Regions from separate parts of the Homo sapiens genome. Here region 2 is linked to region 1. The links are chromatin loops, found by intact Hi-C in ENCODE. Cell type or tissue: heart left ventricle. All regions are shown on one strand. Links, peaks and the distances in the headings refer to the core of each region. The heading gives the core; the rest is flanking DNA. Region 1 has its middle 490 kb from the start of ADGRL2. Region 2 has its middle 570 kb from the start of ADGRL2.

Region 1 (8,352 bases), core at 208-8,207:
TTCAAATTTCAAGAAGGATTCTGTAATACCGTATATATTTCCTAAATCATGGAAGTTATTGCTGCATATGGATTGATTATGATATTGAGTGAAAACCCAATGGATTTTGCTTTATAGGTAATAACTTAAATTTGTACACCACCACTATGGGGTCAGTGAAACCATCATCCCCATTTCAAAGATAAAGAGAGGTACAGAGAGGTTTAAGTAACTTAGCCAAGGCCACACAGTTGGGACAGAACTGGGATGTGAACCCATTTATTCTGTTCCTGGCTTTGAAAACTCACACAATAATGCCTTCCTAATTATCTCTGATGACTAGTAGTAGGGACATTCCACCCCCCACAAATAGCAAAAGTGCTCCGATTTACCCATTTGTCATCTGGATTCAAATATCTGATTCTGATTTTCCAACTCTTTTCAAAGTTCTTCATCTCAATCTGTATTATCATTATCACACAGGTTTTAGAAGTTGTTTCATTTAACGTATGTCAGGAATGGTTACTCTTACAGAACATTTGTCTTTTACCTCAAGGAGTTAAGAACTAAATCAGATCTGTAATTGACTGACTTGTCTACTGACAGCCTTTGAAGAGCCACCACTCCCCACCTTGTTTTTCTGTCTAAAGAGCAAGATTGACATCTCTTTATATGTTTAAAATTTGTCAGTGGTGTAAAGTGCTCAGTAATGATGGAAATTAACCTGAGGCTTTATCTAACTACCTTTCCTAGCAACTCCATTGAAGTTCTGATAACAATTAAAATTTTGATGCAAACAACTGTTCACATCAGAAAAAATACTTTTTTCTGTCTTGTCATACCTTTCTTCAAAATATTCTGGGTAGTAGTGGCTCTTTTCCTTACCTTTCACTGCACTGGATGCATCTGAATGAAAATTTCCCCAGCCAAAATACACCAGCACATTAGAAAAGCAGATAAAGAAAAGAAATGAAGTAGCAATGCATGTTTAAACGGTCTGACGGTGAAACATTGAATATAATTATCTGTTCTTGTGTCAGTAATTGTTATCTCCTTAAGGAGAACTGAGTAAGAACAGGTCTATACAGGGCAGCATTTGTGGCCTTATTTCTGTCTATTTGGGATAGCCTTTGAATTGTCTCCCACTTTCTTTCCTCCCAATGTGAAAAGATGAACTATTACGCATGTAACTCATAGGTATCTGATTCAAAGACTGTGTTTATTTGACCTGTGGATATCAGATATCTAATATAAACAAAAACCCAAACATCATCAACACATAATCAAGTGGCAGAAGTTTGCAGAACATGGGTCAGTAGCAATTGAGCAAGCTACACATTTCTCAAGTAACAAATGAAAAACAATTTTGATTGTATTCTGTGATACCAGCATTCTTTTTAGATCTTTGAAGTATCAGGCAGATGGACTGCCCTGTATATCCACAACCTCTATCTGCTGGCAGGCAGAAAGCCCAAGAACCTATCTTTAAAGTTATTTTAATATATCAGTTTTGCCCAGATTAGCCAAGTTAGATGTCGACCATTGGTATGGGAAAGGTTGGGAATTAATTTAAATTTGAGCTAACCCTGCCATCATCTCTTGCTGAGTGAGTCCCTTAGCCTGTGAGACATTCTTTTCAGATTTGATTTCTCTGTTACTTGGTTGTTCTCTCCTTGAAAGAAAAAAAAAAAAAAAGGGAGGAGTGGTGAGAAGAGAACAGAGGATGGTGATTTTGAGTCTGTGTTGATAGAAACATTCAATGGAGTTAAAACTGACCTACAACCATTTGAAGAACGTGTCCCTCATTACTAAATTCTTTGGCTGTAATACTGAGCTCCCTATCTAAAAAGATGTCAATTTCCTGAAATTAAATATAAAACCAAGGGATTTTTCTCACTGAGGAAGGTGTGCAAAAATATTTAAACAACTTAACTCTGAAATGTATTAGCAATCAGTTTAGACTGGACAGTTAACATATACAAGCTCAAAACTAAAACTTCATTAGATAAGACGTACATTTTGGTAAGCAAAACTTCATTAGATAAGATGTACCAGGATTAGAAAGTCTGTTTGTTACTGTTGTTGTTGTTTTATGATTGTTGTTATACATAGTTCCTTCTATCTTCTCCCGGAAAAATTAATCAAGTGCCCTTTCTGTAATTGAGACCTCTTTTCTGTCTATTCTCAATGCCTGCAGTTTATATCACACAAGTCAGCCTCTAATTACGTTCTTTTTTCATATTTCCCAGGTTGTTTCATGGGTCATATTCTTGTATTCCCAGTAGTTTGTAAACTACTTGAGGGTGAAAATCATATTTAATCTGTGTCCTTCACAGTCCTAGCCTCAGCACTAAGACTAAAGCCTACTCTTGATTAATATTTGAATGGTTGATTGAATTTTGTAAAAATCGAGTTAGCTTATGTTATATATTTTTTAAAATTTGTTTCAGGAGGAAACAAATTTGAGAGGAACATCTATCCATCCAACACATTTCTTAAGACTTAGCTATATTCCAAATACTGAGCCTACGCTCTCTGACAGCATATTAAAATTTACACATGCTTAATTTTAAAAATTGCAACAAGAAAGGAAATTATTCCAATGGATAAAAAATATATACTATGATTTCTCTTTTTGGAAGTTAAAAGGAGAGGCAACTGGTAAAAGAACCAAGGTGAAAAGTTAAGAAAAGAAGGAGACTGAAAGACAAAGAGTAAAATACAGAAATATAGAAGACAGTGGGGGAATGGGGAAGAGATGAGGAGAGGAGGGTTTAGGAGATTTTAAACAATTCAGACTTTGGCATTTTTTAGTAACTTCAGTTTTCAGCTTTTAAACCTCTGTCACTAAATCTTCAGACACTATAAATGAAATGGAAATAATAATTAATCTTAAAGGAAATTATTCTTTGTCCTGAAACTTTGGCTCTCCAGGAATGAATACGTTAAGAGGAGTTAGGGTCCTAAGCAACGATGGAAGCAAAGAGAATGTAAGGTGGCTTTTAAGGCAAACTATGGAATAGTCAATCCAATAAGAAATCTACAGAAAGAGTTTACAACCATAAATCAGGTTCTAAAAGGAATTTTGCAAATCCAGTTTTACCCGGGCGGACGCCATCACCCAACCAATGTGGAGGTAGAGCCTGTCAGAGAAGTGGGTTTCAGGGCAGCTTCCAAGTTACAATGATCGCCAGCCAGCATGCTCCTGGAACAATGAGACGTGGACCTCAGGAGGCAGTGCTGGCAGGAGCAAAACAGAAAAAGGAGTTTGGGGTTCACAAACGTGGATAGAAAGCAGAACTTTCTTTCCCCTTCTGGGTGCCAGGGCCCAGGGGAAAGGTCCCAGTTCCTCCAAATATTCGGGGTAGGTAAAGGAACTAAACATATGGATTTTCTACCCATTGAGGTACTCTAACCACATGCTAGAGGCATTTTGTTTCTCAGCTCTTAGTCATTTCATTTTTTCAGCCTTTAGCCATTGAGATGTTAAGAGTATTTGTGAAATCCTTTTGATTAGCAAGTGAAAAGCCATTGTATACTGGCTTCTGGGGTGTTATCGGATTCAGAGAGGGATGGAGCAGTTTACAGGTGACTGTGGATATGTATTTCTAATTGATGAGAGGGATGTAGGACCTTGGTTTAAAGTTCTGCATTCTTCACTGGAAAACAAAAACCAAAGACATTTAAAAATCATGTAAACTGAATTTACAGAGAAAACATAATGAAACAGAAAGAGTACTAGTTTCAGACAGACAGACCTAAGTTGGAATACAATATACGGAGAGTATTATTGAATCTCTCTGAGCTTCAGCTTCCTTAAATGGAAAAAATACCCATTTCTCAGCTTTATAGTAAAGAAATAAAATAATGTCTGCTACATGCCCAAAACAATACTAAGTTCACTGAAGACATTTGAAGTACCTCTCTATCCTCATTTTGTTTTCTGTTCAAAATCAAATTTATAGTACCCTGGATCCCACTCACAGACATAAGTATTTAAATGTTTCATGACTTCATTTTATTTTGTAGCTAAGAAAAGAAAAGAGATTTATGGGACATCAAAGCGCTGATCCTAACCTGTTACTAACAAAGTGAGGCTTAAAATTCTTAGGTCTTCTCACAGTCAGTGAGCAGACCACAGGTGTAAATTAGCATATCCTTAAAGAAAGATGCTTCCTATGCTGGGGGTCACATTTATAATGTTGATTTAAATTAACATTTTCACCCAATTCTGCTTCTCAGGTCTTGATTTAATATCCTTAAGGCCTGATGCCTATGGACCAGCACGTGTTAATTTCTACGGCTCTTAAAATGGCATGCCTGTCTGCTCTTAGCCACTCGGGTGATAGGTGCTAATTCAGAGCTTGCTGAATTTCCTTCTGAAAGTGGTATCTGTGCAGGCCACTATGAGTTTCCAGTACCAAAGTTCGAAAGGCAGATTGCAAACTTTTGAAAGAGTTGACTATGGATCAGACAAATATAAAATTCATTCTAAGAGGACTCTCCTTCTTAGCTTTTTCTGTGTGAGAGGAGAGCACAGAGCACATGTCAGAAGAAAAGAAGCATCAGGACATGAAAAAATCAAGAGGGTATTTCACAGCTTGTAGGATTTTTCTGATTTCTTTGGAAACTATGTAAATGAATTCCTTAAACACAGACTGCCATTGATTTTTTTCTGGTGTTCATTGATTCCCTCATCATTGCTTCATGTATGTGTTCTCCCAAAACATCTAGTATTGATATTTCTCTCCTTCATACTCTGTCCCCAATCCATTATAAGTATATCATTCAAACCTGTTTAATTTCCTATGAAAGATGATATTAAGTGCACTGTTAGTGTAATTACGTCGATAGTGAAAGATAAACATGTATTAGGCAGTGCAAAATGCTGATTATCTGTCAGGGTAAATCTGTTTATTTCAGATATAGCAATCTGACAACCCCCTGGTGTTAATCATGAAAGTACATGCTTGTGCCAGGTACTGTTTGGTGCGGTTCTGACAGTGAAATGCACTCAATGGCTTACTGCTGTGACGTAATCTTCATCATATATAAACCCATATACATGTGTATCTATGTCATAAAGTGCAGACTGTGGATTATGTGTTTTAAGCATGTGTGATGTACTTATATTTCGGTATTTTTGTGTGTGTATGGAAGACAAAGTATAATTTGAGAAGCAACAATGTCCAGTTTGCATTAACAGCACTGTGTAAAATGGAATGGCTTGAGAAAGGAGAGAGTGGATTATAGGATTAGGCCGCATTTTAGTTTGTACCCAGAGCAGGGTTTGCCCTCAGTAATATCAGCTCAGAACCATTTGTATTAATCCACAGAAAAAAAGAAAGAGCCAGTAGAAAAAAGGAGAATCAGGAGGTAGGTCTGGAACAGGATATTCATCCAATTCTCAACACAAACATGCTTCCTTTATTCTTTAACTTTTTTCCTTGAGATAGTAGTTTCTAAATATATCCTAGAAACACTACTGACTGCCAGATGCTATTGGACATAAAGTTCCTCTTTAATGAGATAAAATAGTGTCAGGAAGTCAACATGTTACACATGCTGTGGCAGAATTTCACCAGGCTTTTGTGCAGCAGAAAATGAATAGAAATGACAATGAATTGAATATTCAGGCACAGTTTGCCAACTCCTCTGAAAAATAATCTTGTCTGACTTTATAACATTGTGATCATTTCCTGAATGCCATAAAATGCTGAGTAAAATAATAAAAATTGATACATATATTGACATTTCAGTTTTCTAAATAGAAGCTGAGAAAATATAAACAGCATTTGGTCTTTGCAACTCTTCCAACCAACCATTTGTATGCTGACTAATTCACTTACACTCAGATACCTCATTCAGCCTTAATATAAATGTCTTCTGAAATAATTTCTCACCAGTAGATTATGCACATCTTTAGTTTGATTCAGAATTTACATGTGTAGTTTGCATAATTTTGCATCAGAGTGTCTGCTTTAAATTACGTAAAGGTCACTGTCATTCATAATCAAAAAAGAAGGTGCATTAAAGGTCACAATTCGATAAAAAAATTGATTAGAGGTAGAGATTTGTTCATGTGATACAATATCATTGGATAAGTGGAAATATGAGTCAACAAATTAACCTCAGTATAAGGGGTGACCTGATTCTTTGCCATAAAAAAAAAATCACATCCAGATTGCTTTTTTCCCAATGTTTAACTTGTTTTACTCTATGTAGCAGTGACAGTTACTTCAGTTAATACCTCTTACCACTGGGGGTCTTTTATAATGTCATTTGGTTTAGAAATGACATAATGACAATTTTATCTCCAAAATAAAATAGTAAATTATAATGAATTAATAATAGACAGATATGGATTAGAAAGTCCCTCAGGGCTTATGGTTACTTCTACCATTTTTCCCCTGAGGTAGCTCCTAGTTCTTCCACTCTTTTTAAAAGATAGAGCTGTCACAGCACATTTCTTCTCTTACGTCACTATTTTCTACCTCTCACAGACACTAAGAGCCCATGCAAACCCTTTGGAATTTTGACATCTACTCAGTATTAGAATAGATAAGTTCAAAATAAATGTAGCTAGTGATCGGCAATTAGTTTTTTTTTTTGATTTGTTGAACTTTTTAAAATATGTCTGTCTGAAAGTAACTTGAATAAATGGAAAGCAATTGAAAATAAACAAATGCTAAGTTGCAGTATATATTTTGTCCATAAGTCAACTTGAATATCTGAAGGAAGATAATTGATACACATTTCACTTGGAAGTTTGGCATAAGTTCTGAGACATTGACATGAATACTTACTGTAACAGAACTCATATTTATTTCCTCATCTTATAATATTTTCCTTCTCATGTGTGCCCTTGACTTAAAGGGAAATCTTCCTTTCTTCCCTTAGCTGTTTGTCTACTCTATTTGTTGTATTGGCATCTTAGCATAGGATCATCTACCAAAAAAACAAAAAAAAAAAAGAAAAAAGAAGAAAGGTAGACAAGGAGACACCACCTTTTTAAAGTACATTGTTTATTTTTCAAAGAAAATCAAACACTTTTAAAGGAACCATAAAGGTTAAATGGTTTAAGCAGATTATAATTAGTTAATTTTGTTAAACCTATACTGGATCAATTTTACATTATTTTAATTACCTTTTGGAATAAATGGTTTGGTGAACAAATTCACTTGATGTTCAGGATCAAACAAAATTACCTTTCCTCTGGGTAGGCTTAAGTTTCACAAAATTATTTGAAAATGACCTCCTTTGCTTTCATCTAAAAATATCTTTGGATTTAGAAAATGATTAAAGTTGGATATATTGTGTTTTAGGCCAATCATATTTTATCATTTTCATAGCTTATTCTTTCTTTAAAGAGGAAAATAATGAAACTTCACTAAACAGATGTTCCCCCTTTAAGGAGACTCTTGGAATTTATACACTAACATGGTATACGCAAGGTTGATTCAACTCCTATTTCTGACAGAAGGCATGTATTATATTCTGGAAAGTTTATAAAATTTTTTGCTGACAAGATATAGAAATGAAAGCTGGATGATCATTAAATATTATAGCCAAATCAGAGACATTCTGATTTATGTCTTTGCTGTGTATGTATGTATGTGTATGTACCTATACTCATGCCTAGAAAGAAGCAATCTCTGAATTGTAAACATCCAGATCCCAGGTAGTTAGAGGATACATTAAAAAGCATATATGACTATCTCTCATCCACCCCGATTTAGGGCATCTAGGGAGCAATGTTGGGAAAGCGCAAATGGAATTTGACCTTTCTTTGTCAATGAAAAGTTAGGAAGTTATCCTAGTGTCCAATGCTATCTGTCTGTCTTTTTCTTTACAACAGTGATTCTCAACTAGGGATGATTTTGCTTCCCTGGTGACATTTGGTAATTTTGAGAGGCATTTTTGATTTGGGTTGGGGGTGGGAGGTACTGGTACTATGGGCATCTAGTGGGGTAGAAGCTACATATGCTGCCAAACATTCTAGAATACATAACACAACCCCCACAACAATGACTAATTCTTCCCAAAATGTCAGTAGTACCAAGGATAAAAACCCTTTCTTGTAGCTCAGAAGGAGGTATTTCTTCACTCTGTCTCAACTCTGTTGTATCTCTCTCCCCAACCCTCAACCCCACATAATCCCATACTGCATCTGGCTCACTGCTTTTCATCCCTCAGAACTCTCCAGGCACTCATCACTTCATTCAGGAAAGTGCCACTGACTGGTCTGATTGCGATGGCATTCCTTGGTGTTACCATCCCACTGTATCCCTCTGAGCTCTGTTGACTGACTTTTCTATATCCCATTCTAGACTATAAATGTTTTGAGAGTTGTATGTTGTATCACTAACATCT
Region 2 (8,352 bases), core at 41-8,040, 87 kb before region 1:
ACTCAATGTAAAGATAGATCATTACTTTTCAGAAGAAAAAGTAAATCAAGGTGATCCTTTTAGAGTCATATTTCTGCAATCATCAGGTATTTATGAACCGAAATGTCTATACTTGTGTCTGTCTCATTTTTGAACAGGATGTTATTCAGATCCCATTACTGAATAGGATTTCTTATTGCAAAAGACGTTAAACATATTAAAAGTTACTAAGTTTTTAAGTTGTCTTTAATTCAGACATTAGATTTCTTCTCTTAGATTTCTTCTCTTAACTGCTTAATAAATTTATAAAGCAATACTTTCTCAAATACTTTGTTACCTTTTAGAAATTGTTAAGGTCATTTTCTAAAGCATTTTGTACTGACAGAACGTAAATATCTTAGAGACAAGAATAGTTTATGCAAATTTACTTCTCTCGGTGTCTGAATATTTTTCACAACTTTTGGCAGTTAAACTATAAAGTGTAATCATAAAGCTAGTGCTTTTAAAGGATGCTCAGAAGGATTGTCATTGTCATTGTGTGGACTAAACATTTTTGTAGATTTGGGGTTTTGGAATGTTAATACAACTTAGAGGAAATAAAATAATCAATACAATGCAGCATTGACTGGTAGAAACAACTACAAATAAAATTTTGAAAAGTTGAAAGACTCTACATATTAAATGTTGGTCGCCTTCCTAAGTAAACATTCCTTTTATCTTGTTCTTTCATGATTGCTTTGCTTAATGTCTAGCATAAACTCAAGCTATGAAGACCATTGAATAGTTGGTTGTCTCTGGCTGTGGTTGTCTCTAAAGGAGACTGCTCCGGAATAGACCCTTCCACTTGGTTTATGTGGCCTTTCACATATCTGGCAAACTGGCTGTTTCAATCAGCATTCATGGCACCTTTACACTCTGATAAATCTTCATGAGATGTGACTTTATAATGTCCTATAATCTCTACTAAATTAAGTGTTAAATGTTGGCTTTAAAAGTATATATTTAGGGCCAGGGACGGTGGCTCACGTCTGTAATCCCAGCACTTTTGGAGGCTTAGGTGGGTGGATTGCTTGAGTTTAGGAGTTCGAGACCATTCTGAGCAACATGGTGAAACACCATCTCTACCAAAAATACAAAAAATTAGACAGGCATGGTGGCATGTACCTGTGGTCCCAGCTACTCAGGAGGCTGAGGTGCAAGGATTGCTTGAGACCAGGAGGTGGAGGTTGCAGTGAGCTGAGATTGTGCCACTGCACTCCAGTTTGGGTGACAGAGTGAGACTCTGTCTCAACAACAACAACAAAAAAAGTATATATTTAGGAAGACCAGATTAAACTATTTCTCTAGCTTTCTCATAAAGTGTCTTTAACTTTTTGTATCATGTTTTCCAAAGTCTCTAAAGTTTTGTTTTGTTTTTGTTTTCAGAAACATCATTCCCAAAGTACTGATTTAACTCCTTGAAAATGCTGTTGTTACTGTAGAAGTACATATATTTTATAACATATGATGTTTTACTAACTTTGGTCTTAGACAAGACAAGGTATTTTCAGAATAAAGTTAAAGCTTAATAACATGATTTGAAACCTTTAGTGATTTAGATTTTGCTTTAGGCTCATTTCTCATGACTTCATCTGGAATTATATTCTGTTCATTGCTTGGAAGGTGTCATGTGCCTCCTAACTTTCAGTGACTGAGAATGCTGTTGTCTCTGCTTGAGACATTAACACCCCTCCCACCCCACTCATATCCTCACACATGCTTTCACTTGGCAAATTCCAACTTAGCCTGAGCTGATAAGGTACTTCTCCACAAAGAGTTCATTGACCTTAAAAAAGCATGGGTTTAGTTCCCACCAAATATATCAAAATAGAACAGTACAATGAGCTCCCATGTAACTGCCAACTAGATATACAGTTATCATTCTGCCATTCTTCATCTCAGTTTCATTACAATACATTTGAATTTACTATATATTGCCTGTATTACCCCTGGACTCTAACTTCAATGTTGTATGGGACCAAGTCAGTCTAAGTCACTATTTACACCTATTGCCTAGCCAACACAGTGCCTGGCACAAGGCGAATTCTTTCAATATTTTATGAGCTTCACATTTTCAATAGGAACAGACTTTAAAATATATTGATGTAATTAGTATTTGAGACTGGAGGTGTCTCAAAAATATATTTTTTATTTTTATTTTTTTGAAATCACTTAATACATACCTAAAATAATTGAAGTTCATGAATCAAGAAAGAAAGCAATATGCTAAGGATGCAACTAATATAGATATTTTGAATGAACACCAATGTTAGCTCTGAGCTTCTTGATAAGCACAGCACAAAGGAGTTCCACGTGGTATATAATTCTAATTATCAGGAAGAAATATTCCAGTTTTTCAAGAAACACAATTTATTTGAAAGAGGGAAAGAGTCCTAAACTATAAATGTGATTTAGCTCACAAACTTGATGCAAAAGGTATTTGAAAGTATCACTAATGATATTTTCAAAAACATATATTATGATTTGTTATTGCCTATCAAAATCAACCATATATATGGAGTATACCCATATATACATGATATGAACATTTTCTGTTTTATAATAAGAATAAAGAACATTCTTTATTCTCTATTATGCTAGATGATAGAGATTTTACTTTTAAATAAATTAATGGACATATATTAATTTAAATACATGGACAATCCCACATGATTTCTAATAGTATTGGACAGTTCCATAAGCCACACGTCTTAGCTTTTGATCTCTCTGATTAACTTGTCTATACAAGTCACTCTAATTACCCAAGACTATAATTGGCATTCAATAAGGTAGCAGAATGCACCTGCCACTCTGACCACTGCCGACCTTCACCATGAATTAGCTAAAAAATCCATGTCAGGCAGCTAATTGAATGAAGCTGTAGACTTGTAAGCCATAATGGTTATGATTAGTGTGTAACATACCACATAACGGTAATGATGTAATCTAGGTCTTGATAGGCTTCAAACCGAAGTCTAAGGAGTCATATTCTAAATGAAGAAGAGAATAAATGACAATAAGAAAACTTTAAATAGACAGACAGAGCGCCCTTGCCTCTGTCTCCAAAAAGAGAAATATTCAATTGGATTTTAAAGGTTGGTGCGGGTTATGTGGCATCCTTGTACTTGATAGCTCGTTAAGGTAGATAGGCCTGTCAGCATTTCTTTCATTTAGGCCTGAGGAGTTATTCTTCATTTGCAGCAGGGAGTGAGGAGTCAGATTGGAACTGCTGACTGCTGCCTTTCTTAGCAGCCGGTGAACTGCACATTTCAATGAGGTACATGCTGAGCATGGCACGCGTATGTGGAGGGGCTTACCAGTTACTTATTTGTTGCATGTTTTCAGAGCCATTACAGTAATGAGATTAGTGATGCACAAGCTGATCATGCTTTCTTTACACATTACACTTTGTATACAAGTGACAAATATGAAGTGAGCAGCCAGAAAATGTCATTTGGTGAGAGAAAGCATGATGTGTTGGTGTTCTGGCTTAAGCACACACTGTGTGCAGGGTGGAAGAGCTTTTGTGGACTAGATGAATCCTGCTGGGCTCTCAGCCCTAGTGCTCACAGATAAAAAAAGAAAGCTTGTCCTGTGTGAAATTTGCTCCTGACTCTGGAGCCTATCCCATGCTTGTTAGGATATATGACATCTTATAAATATCCTCAGCAAGACACGTTACTGAACCTCTAAATGAGAAAAATGAAGCCTTTCATAGCAAATGCATCAGCCCAGTGACCAGCTTACTCATGAGCAGAAATTGAACATGTGTCCAGAAATGCAAAGTGAGGTTTCAGAATGTGCTGTCAGTCCAGGATACTCTAAATGCGGTTGGTGCTTCTGTGATTCAACAGTATCCTGTGGTGTGTAAATGGGTTACACTTCTGGTATTTGTTTCCATAGATTCATATATTTTCTGTGTAAATGATACTCGAAGTTAATGGTGACTAGAAAACTGCTTAATGGAACTCAGGAGCAGATCTGAGAAATGGCATAGGTCTACCAATAGAGCTATTAGAATGGTCGCAGATTTGCATCACAGATGCTACATTAACCTTGCAAGTGCATAAAGCCTGGTGTGTTTATACTGTATCCTGTCAGTAGGTTTGCAAGCTGTCTGCCATAAAACCGAAGTCATGGTATGGGACTATTAGGGGTGTAGCATATGTCTACTATGTGTAATCAGCATGAAGGGTAGATGGAATGTTCTTTTACTTTGGTAGATACAAGTTAGGCTAAGAAATATGTTTTCAGTTTGAGCATAGATATTGATAAACAAGGGAATTCAAGATCTTGCATTAGAGGATTAGGAGTATGCACAATAAGCAAAAACCGGAAAAGAGCATTATGATTAAGGAAAATATTGTGAGATCAATGGTAATCTCATTAAGTCACAATGCCAAAGTTTGTTTCCAATATATGAGTTTGAATTTGTATTAAATGCTTTTGAATTTAATAACTGGAAGCCAATTCAAATTACAGATTTACCCAGTATCTGGAATTTTAAAAGAAAAGAAAAGGTCATGGCCTGAAAATGATTTTTAAATATTTCCTGAAAATAGCTTCCTGGAATTTATAGTTGGTATTGTAATTACTGATTCCAATCCAAGGAATCGAACACATTTTTAAAATAAGAGCCTACTCTATTTCCTTAATTACGGTATTAGAGTGAGGTTTACATGGAAACTTGTGTGTATACAAAATTTCTCCTCTAGCACAGTGTTTTTTTAATTATCTATTACTCATTTGATCAAAAACACTGAGAAATAAGATTTTTCCACTAAAAAAGAAAAAGTCTTACCAGCATTTTACGTTCCAAAATTTTAAAATCAGAATTTACAGGAGTATCCTCAGATATTATTTACACTGATTTTACCTCACTATATTTTTTTCTCTGTTTTGAATTCATATAACACATTCCTATACTCTGGCATATGCATATGCATATATGTACATGTATAAATATACATATATGTGTAATGTCATTAGTCTTTAAGATAAAATTGTGACAGTAAATGCGAACCAAAATTGGATAAGTATTGCAACCTAATATTTCCAAAAACAATCAGCTTTGGCATTATAGCAGATATTTGTCAGTGTTTCCAAACAATTCATAGGAGAGTCAGTTTGGCCATCTTTATTCATAAGACAGTATTCAAAGTTTTAAAATGCTTGCAATATTATAGATAAATGCGAATACTGATCTAGATGCTTAAGCAGAAAATATTATTAACTATTTGTGGCTTTAGATCCTTCCAATCAACTTTTCACCTCATGGGCCACAAATGTAGTTTGAAAACTGCCAAAATATATCTACTATTGCATTTAACACATAAAATTAGCATCCTTTGAAGCTCCAATTATTATAACACACCTAAAGAAGGCTAATATTTAATCCTAAAATTTAATTCCATGATTGACTCCACTTCACCTATAAATTTCAGAAACCTACATATGCATACTGGGATAATATTCACACTAGTTGAGCTGCAATGTATCTTATACAGAATGGTGCAGTAAGAATGAAAGAATTGTCAGCTATCATTCTAATTTGCTTATTTCTTTGCAATTTGTTACATTCTTAACGGGTTTGATGAAGGGGAAAAATGCACATATGAAAACTCACCAAAAAAAAAGTATTCTAAAGATGGGTGAGGATGGGGTAGAAGAGTTAAAAATCCAAAAGAGTTGTTTAATAAAACATGGTATTATAAAGTTTGTGTAAATTTAAATCACCTATGTTAAAACAGAAAGAAACCTAATTCTTTAAAGGTATAGCTACAATCAGTATTAAATCTAATAGGGGTAAGAAAACAATAAATACTAAAAATTTGAAAATGTCCCCATCCAAATACACTTATCTTCTTATACCAACTCTATTTCCCTCATCAGGTTAATTCAAATTTAAGTTCTATCGAGAGAGTAAGAAGTTTTATATTAAAGGTGAAGGGAGAAAAGCAAAACCTTCTTTTTCGTAAAGATTGTTTCAGGAAAACACTTTATTTCTAAAAAATAATGGATAGAAGCTACTGGTATAAATTAATATTTCAAAGGGTAATAAATGCCCACCACATTAGGAATGGTTTAAAAAGTCATACCAGGGCTTTGCGAATATGTTTCCATAACCTGGACATAAATCTGATTTTTAAAATATTTCCCATCATATTTGTTTGAAAGCTTTTTTAAAAGTTGAGTGGATAAAAAAAAGTTTGTCCTTAAGCAAAAGTTTTGTATATTCACAGATGCTTGCATTATTAATTTGATTTTGTTAGCATTTCATGCACAAAGGATGAAACCATCGGCCATTCTTCAGAGCACATTGACATAAAACATTAGGAAACACAAGGAAGTCATAGAAAAGACTCCACTTAAGTTATCACCGTGCACCTAATCAAAAAAACAAGGAACCACAATCACATCATGGAGCCTGGTTGATCACAATCGCATCTGCATGAGAGAGATAGTGGCACTGACGTACTTTAGTGACCAAATGGTTAGATGAGACAAATCTGGCCTATGTCAAATTGCGTTCCATTTCATATTATGCATGACAAAGGCAGCGATGCTAATAAAAGATTTTTCCATGGACAGGCTCAGTGTCTACCACAGCATCACTGCTTTACTGTTATAATCAATTTAAATGCAATTACATTCATAAATTTAATGATCTATTGTTTTTAGAAACATGTCTTCTAAGAGCTTTAAAAAACATAAAAATCATAATTTTAAAGTGGGTAGGTATTAACTTTGAAAAACCATGAAGTTAAATGTTTGCACTTTAAATTTTGAGTAAAGAAACTAGAAATTTTGTGGGAAAGTATTTTAATTCAATATACTTTAAAGTTCTTAAGGATCTTAATAATTTTGGCAATCAATCTGTGTCTACTTGAAACCAAAGAAACTGATTATTCATTGAAGTAACCAGTTAAGCTGATTATCTTCTAGGTAATTAAAAAAATAGTTGTTTCATTTTATTATCCAAAACCAGAGAAATAATATGACTATGCCTACTTGCTGCTGACCATAGGTAAAAATAGAAAAATATATATAGGTAGTTGCCTATATATTGGGAATGCCTAAATTTCTCACAAGAATAGTTAGTTCTTATTTCTAAATAAAATGTCTTTATTAAAAAGATATGCTAAGGATTGGATTTTTCCTTATTTTCTTAACAAATTAAAATCTATTTAAACTACATTAAACAATTTGAAAACAAACATTACAATTTCTATCCTTTTGATGGCAGCTTACTTTTAAAAGGTTTCTTTTTAAAAGAATAGAATGCATTGGATGGGATTTCAGACTCCTTAACTAAGACTTCTTGTTAAGATTATTTTAAACTGTCTTGAATTTAAGCTTTTATGTTTCCTGTATTTTCATTTAATCTCATCTATATTTTATATTTACAATTTTTTCATTGTGAATATATAACCATACTGTAGATAGCAAGTTCAGGGAAAATTATCTGTTAATTGCAATTACAGTGTGTATATTTAACGTTCAATGTGTGATCATAAAAAAATAAGAATCATTCTGATTTTACTGCTACTAATGTATAAATATATTACAATTGTTGTATACGATTAGTCTAAATTGTTGAAGTAAAACACATTCATCTAGGCTGAGCGCAGTGGCTCATGCCTGTAATCTCAGCACTTTGGGAGGCTAAGGTGAGCGGATCACGAGGTCAGGAGATGGAGACCATCCTGGCCAACAAGGTGAAACCCCGTCTCTGCTAAAAATACAAAAATTAGCTGGGTGTGGTGGCGCGCGCCTGTAAGCCCAGCTACTTGGGAGGCTGAGGCAGGTGAATTGCTTGAACCTGGGATGCAGAGGTTGCAGTGAGCTGAGATCACGCCACTGAACTCCAGCCTGGTGACAGAGCTAGTCTCCATCTAAAATATATATATTCATCTAATCTGCTCACCTGTATTTTTGTTTTTTATTATTTGTTGTTGTTAGCCTATGAAGACACTGTATGCTGTTTATTTTTTTAAGTTTTCTGTAAATTTTACTCAGTACTTATCTCAACGGGTCTCTTTATTAAAACTGGCAAAGCTTTTCCTTTTGGTTTTCTGAATGCAGATGTATGTCCACCATTGAATTCACAAATTTAGGAAAATATATATTTCATATATTTATTCAAAGTGTCTAAAACTGAAAAAGTACATGTCATTTATATTATTCCCAGCTCTTTTTGGTTTGAGCCATAGACTGCAAATTAGTTTTTCATAGTAAAACTGTAACATAGACATCTCTTCATGCTTACCTGCTAACTATTCCCTGACTTACATCTTCAGCGTGCCATTGAGGTAAACACGATGATTTATTCTT

What was found. A loop is a pair of places that touch in the nucleus more often than their neighbours do. Peaks named below come from ENCODE experiments on the same cell type or tissue, not always from the same donor. Only the 100,000 strongest peaks of a DNase experiment are listed, where the experiment ranks them.
Region 2: it touches region 1 in a loop (2.9-fold over the local background); 5 of 110 quality-filtered maps call a loop at or near these places.

What each region holds. Positions count from the first base shown.
Region 1 is chr1:81,309,191-81,317,542 of GRCh38, forward strand. It overlaps a transcript of ADGRL2 not described here. Among named protein-coding and RNA genes, the nearest start is that of ADGRL2, 490 kb to the right of the region's middle. RefSeq lists enhancers at 2,766-3,267, 3,268-3,767. In heart left ventricle, for the core only: no CTCF peak of the experiment used is centred there; no DNase peak of the experiment used is centred there; H3K27ac peaks cover 3,868 bases.
Region 2 is chr1:81,222,651-81,231,002 of GRCh38, forward strand. No RefSeq gene overlaps it. Among named protein-coding and RNA genes, the nearest start is that of ADGRL2, 570 kb to the right of the region's middle. In heart left ventricle, for the core only: no CTCF peak of the experiment used is centred there; no DNase peak of the experiment used is centred there; H3K27ac peaks cover 890 bases.